Regions from separate parts of the Homo sapiens genome. Here region 2 is linked to region 1. The links are chromatin contacts, found by Hi-C or POLR2A ChIA-PET in ENCODE. All regions are on one chromosome and are shown on one strand. Each heading gives the region's core, a stretch centred on a gene start or an enhancer-like site at or near the end of the contact. The rest is flanking DNA. Distances are from core to core; before and after follow the strand shown.

Region 1 (2,745 bases), core at 71-2,570:
TCTTTTTGTGCTGCTCCCCCAGCACTGTGGCCCTCACGGACTGGGGTGTGCTGGCATAGATAGGGGTTGCTTCTCCTAGACTCTTCCCTGAACTGCACCCTGGGCACTGGGGTGGGAAGGAGGCAGAGGGGAAATGTAGACCTTTCTTTGCTTGCCAGGCAAGGTTGCAGTTCCCTCCCTGGTGGACGGTGTTGTGAACTGGGGCAGGGGCACCCTCCCAACCAGCTCCTCTGGGCACTGGGGATCTGTTGTGCGTTCTGACCTCAAATCTCAGCTGACTTCCTGCAGGTGGCATCTTGCCTGTCTGCCCTGCACTATGAGAATTCTAGAAAGTCTGAGGGCCCATGTCATCCTCTTTTCTCCATCAGTGCCCAGGCCTGTGGTCCCACAGAGGCTTCACATTCTGCTCCTCTTGAGAACTGGATGCTTACGGCAGGAGGTGTGCCTGGCAGAACCCCATTTGCCATCAGTCCTCAGTCAGATTTTCCTTGCCTGGGTAACCATGAAAAGCAAATCTTGTGTGTAAGCAACTGTCCAAGCAAGACACAAATGCCAGTCACCCTTTCTCTCAGCCTCCCTTAAACTTTATAAGTGGTTTTCCTGCGTGTCCCCGCAGCTTCAGGGAGGAGACCGTCACCTCTGCCCAAAGCAATTGCTCCCACCTCTCAGTACGCTTTATATACTGACCATGTCGGGAAAGCAGTGGCAGGCCACAGCCACAAGAGGACAGAAGTCCCACTGGCACTAAAGCCCCCTTATAAGAGTGTTTTCTCTGTGTCTTGCTCAGTGGCTGGATGTGCAGGTTCTCAGGTGCTTTTGGAACCAGAGGTGTATGCTGTATCAAGTTCCAAGACCTCCCAGCCCAGATGGGAACAATGCTAGAATCTGTAGGAGGCCCCATATGGCCAGATGTCTGTGTTGGAGGGCAATTTTAGTGTGTGGCTTTGGAAGCCAGATGGCTTGGCCTCAAGCTCCACTCCTATCTAGCTGTGCTGGCTGAAAGGCTGGGGGTGGGCAACAGGGCCTGCACTTTCTGGCCCAGAACTGGCAGATCTCTCCACTAGATGGCACTCACAGTATAATGTTTCCTCATTTTTAATTCTACTTTGAAAACATTGTCATTTTTTATACCGTTGAATTGCACAAATAGAACTATGGCTTAAAATTTACGTAGTTAATTCTAGGCATGACCTTCCTTGGAATTCTGTCACATTTCCAAGAGTTGTCAAGTTTTTCCCCCTCTTGGGGGTGCTGGTTGGAGAGTGAGGGACCCATTGTGGTGTGACCAGTACCACAGGCCAGCACAGGCATAGCCTGGAAGTGATCCGGGGTTTGTCCTCCTTCCTCATATCCTGCCCTGATTTCCTGGCCTAGGCCCAGACCCCAGGCGGGGCTGTTAGGCTCCTTCCTGCGCCTGTTAGTTCACTGCTCACAGAGCCTGCCACCTGGCACCCTCGGAACTGTAGGAGAAGCCCCTTGTCCCCCCAGATGCACTTGCCACCCTTCACCCACCCAGCCTGGATTTCCTCTTGGTCTTTGCACATTTACCCCGGGGGCTGTGCTTGGTGCACACTGGCATGGCCCACTTGGTGATACTTCCTGCTCCTGCCCCCAGGTAACTGTGCTCAGCCTAGTGAGGATAAGTCCTTATTGTGCCTTGAGCTCAGGAAGAAAATGTCCCCAGACTCCCTAATGGCAGAGACTGACCCCTGCTCATCTCAGGGCCCTGCAAGGCTGGCTCAAAGCTGAGGTCACACGAGAGGTTTGCTGAGTTGGATGTGAATGGGTTTCTTGGCCTTCCTGTGACTGCACGTTGCTGTGGTTTAAGGTGGGTTCATCCAATCTTCTTATTCGTTTTTAGCCCCAACATGGCCTATAGCTGAAGCCTCAGTCAGCAACTGCTGTAACAGGAAGCCCACCCTTCTGGGGTCAGGCTGACCTGGGAGGGTCCAGGCTCCTGTACCTGCCAGCTGTTTGGCCTCAGGAGATTCACCTTACCCCTCTGGCCTGACATCTTCATGGGCTGTGAAGGATGGGGAGCTTTGCCAGCTGCAGCCAGAACCAAGCATGAGCTTCGAGTGCAGCCTCCCAGGTCCCATCTGAGCAGGCTGATAGGAAGCATCCTAAATCCGGAGCCCCCAGTGGGAGGGGAGCAGAGGGGACCACTCTTGGGCCCCGGGCAGCACTGGCATTGTGCTCTGCTCTGCAGATAGCTGCGCCGCACTCTGCAAAGGCTGACTGGACCGCTCACCGCCCACCACCCGTCCCGCTCTCCCTGAACTGCTCAGCAGCTGCACAAAGGCTGGAGGGCAGAGATGGGCAGCTCTGGGGAGCAGCTCGCAGGATCTGCAGGAACCTGATGCGCAGGCAGGCTACTGCTGCTGTGCTTGAGACAAAGGAGTTCAGGAACTTTCCTTCCCATAACAAAGTCCTTAGGCCCAGGTGGGGAAAATGCTAGAATCTGTAGGGGTCCTCAGATGGCCAGATGCCTGTGTTGGAGGGCAAGGTAAGTGTGTAGCCCAGAATGTCTGGGCTGAAGCCCCAACTCCGCCACTAGCTGTGTGTCTCTCTGGGGATTCTTTCTAATCTCCACGGTCTGTTTTTGTACAATAGGTCTGACGACATTCCCTATCTTAGAGGGATGTTGGGAGTATTGTGGGAGGCAGAATAATGGTCCTCAAAGATGTCCATCTTCTAATTTCTGGAACCTTGTGACTATGTTACCTTATATGGCAAAGGGTCTTC
Region 2 (2,745 bases), core at 148-2,647, 82 kb after region 1:
TCCAGTGCCTAGAGCAGTGCCTGGCACAACTCATGTTTGCTGGGTGACTGAATAAATTATCAACCCTTAGGAAACTTTTGAGATCATTTCCCAGGCCTGTCCACCTTTAATGGCCCCAGTCAGCTCTCATTTCTGCAGACAATCTACCTTCCTCTGAGACTCCCAGGTCTGAGGTTTGCAGTGACTGCATGCTGGAGAAGTAAAACTGGGAGAAAGCTCCAAATGTAGGGTTCCTGTGTCCAGAGTCTCCATCATATCACTTGGTTTTCAAAAAATTCCCAAAGGAAACAATTCTCAGCCAGAGATTAACAGTGGCATCTGATTGTTTGTCTGGAAGGGAGTTCCCACTTATTCAGGGTTTACCCTGTGCCTTTCCTTGAACTCTTTTCTTTTAATTAGACATGTAATCCTTATTACAGTCTTGTGAGATATGGCCTATTGTGGTCTCACTTTTACAATGAGGAAATGAAGCAGAGAGATTATATCACTTGAGTAAGGGCATAGAGTAAGCAGGTGGTAGAACCTGGATCCACACCCAGGCCTGGCTTTCTCTAGACTGTTTTTACATTTTGTGGGAAAATGATGCCAGCAGCAGGGAGGGAGGGCTGGCTTTCCCTGTGGACTTTCCACAAGAAAATCCCTGTTGACATCCATCTGCAGAAGGAGATGGGCAGGTTAATAGAGACAGGATCATTCCACGGGGCTAAGAGGAGGAGGGAGCAGAGGGCTGGGCATGGGAGGAGGGAGAGCCTTTCCTAACTGAATGCTGGGCCAAGCTGGCTGCGGGATGCCCTGACTCCTGGAAATCTCTGGGGCAGGTGTCTGAGAGTTGACACCATGGGCATCTATGCCCTATGTTCTCCCTCACCTTCTTCCTGGCCACCAGGATGCTGCTTCCTCCCACGCTTGTTTCTATGATAACTGGCAGGAAGTGTTATCTGCTAGCCAGCTCACCTGTTGAGAGAAGCCAGTTTGCACTAGTAGCTCAGTAGTATCATGGGTAGCTGAATGGGTACTTTCAGATTTGGGTGGCGGATTTGATGGGAGCAGCCAAAAGGTGCCATCAATGTCCCTAAAAGCAGAGGTACTGCTGTGAGTGAGCACTAAAGATGGGTCAGCTCAGATCTGGGTTGAGTCCTGTCTGCCACTAACTAGCTGTGAGCTTTTGGCAAGTCAGTAAACTTCAGATCTTCTGCTTCCTCATCTAGCCAACAGGGAAAAGTGCTCTGCCCCCACAGAGCTGGGCCATAGGAGAGGATAAGCTGCTGGGTGCAGAGGGCGGTGAGCCTGCACTGTGGTTTGCCCATTTCACAACCATTCCCAGAGTCAAATCATTTCTCCCAGATGTGCAGAAACAGAAACCATTGTAGGAAACTGGGTCTCTAAGAAGAGCCGCTGACTCAGCCCTTATTTGGTTCTGTGGCTGGGGGTGGGTGAGCCTGGGCTTCCGCTTGGCTCCCTAGAGGGTAGTGTGGCTGGCAGGGCATCTGTCTAGACACTCTCTGAGGCTCTGCCCAGCCTGTTCTTTGGAATAGACTCTCCTCTGCTTCTCAGGGCTGACAGCTCTGAGCCCAGGAAAGCAAGAGGGCTGAATTGTGTCCCCCGACTCCAGTTCATGATGAAGCCTAACCCCCACCGCCCCATACAGAAAGTGGCTGTATTTGGAGATAGGGCCTTTAAATATCAAAGTTAAAATGAGTGATTAAGTTAAAATGAGGTCATTAGGGTGGGCCCTAGTCCAATATGACTAGAGTTCTTATAAGCAGAGGAGATAAGGACACAGATACCAACTGTGTGAAGACACAGGAAGAAGGTGATATTTACAAGCCAAGGAGAGAGGAGAAAGAAGCTTGCTAACACATTGATCTTAGACTTCCAGCCTCCAGAATGGGAAAAAATACATGTATGTTGTGAAAGCCCTGGGGCCCGAGGTGCTTTGTCATGGCAGCCCGAGCAGACTCATGTACCTGCCCTCCCTCTTCCTCAGTGTGAACAAGGGAATTCCAGCACCCATGGGAGGCTCTTGGAGGCTAGGCTCCTTCTGGGTCCACCGTGAATGAAGCACTTCACCTTGTTTCTGGGCCTCTGTCTCTTGTTGCCCCCACCCCCACTTCTGCACTGGGCCTGGTGTTTCCCTGGACCCCGACTCCCTGTCTCCTCAGGCATGACTAGTTTCATACTCCTCCAAGGTTGGTAAGAGAAAAATGCCTGGGGTTTAGGTTATAGCTTGAAGCACAGCTTTGGGTGCTCCGTAACTTGTCCCAGCCCCTTGGCCAGCTCCAAGTTCAGCCACAGCTGTGGTGAAACGTCCCCTCTTAGGTGAGCCCACTGATGGCTTCCCGCTCCAGGCTCTCAGCCCTCGGCTTTCTCTGAAGCCACAGGGACCCTAAGCCCTGGGCAAACAAATGCAGTCCAGAAGGGCTGGGTGTCCACACCCCTGGGGTTGCCCTCAGCCAAGGGAGAAAGGGGGCCGGGTAACCCCCACCCTCTCCCCTTCCAGGCTTATGGCAGGTGAGTCTGCACTCTTCCCAGAGTCCCTGTGGAAGTGAGTCTTGGGACAGCAGCAACCTTCATTATGCCCCTCACACTGGCCTTCCCTCCTTCCTGGTGTCACTCTTTGCCCCATCAGTCCTGCTTCCTGGCATCACCTCCCAAATAAACCACCTGCACCCAAGCCCTTGTCTTAGGCTCTGCTATTGGACAACATAAACTTAGACTACTTCCTGGCTGGGGAAGCAGGATGGA

Evidence for each region. A loop is a pair of places that touch in the nucleus more often than their neighbours do. ChIA-PET counts read pairs that join two places held with the same protein, here RNA polymerase II (POLR2A). Pooled maps may share reads with other maps.
Region 2: a loop to region 1 is called in a pooled map, with 4 times the contacts of the local background. The contact joins two enhancer-like sites. A Hi-C loop is called at or near these places in 3 of 168 maps with a recorded cell type or tissue (endothelial cell of hepatic sinusoid, posterior cingulate gyrus and stomach), 1 of 37 single-sample maps with no recorded cell type and 5 of 50 pooled maps. POLR2A ChIA-PET finds 5 or more read pairs at or near these places in 2 of 52 experiments (K562 and activated naive CD4-positive, alpha-beta T cell).

What each region holds. Positions count from the first base shown.
Region 1 is chr10:48,550,971-48,553,715 of GRCh38, forward strand. All of the region lies in intron 3 of ARHGAP22 (Rho GTPase activating protein 22), which reads right to left. Among named protein-coding and RNA genes, the nearest start is that of ARHGAP22-IT1, 41 kb to the left of the region's middle. Within about 2 kb of position 1,321, at least 3 of the 41 ENCODE cell types and tissues checked have a DNase peak (open chromatin) inside an H3K27ac peak, as active enhancers do.
Region 2 is chr10:48,633,119-48,635,863 of GRCh38, forward strand. It overlaps a transcript of ARHGAP22 not described here. Among named protein-coding and RNA genes, the nearest start is that of ARHGAP22, 29 kb to the left of the region's middle. Within about 2 kb of position 1,398, at least 10 of the 41 ENCODE cell types and tissues checked have a DNase peak (open chromatin) inside an H3K27ac peak, as active enhancers do.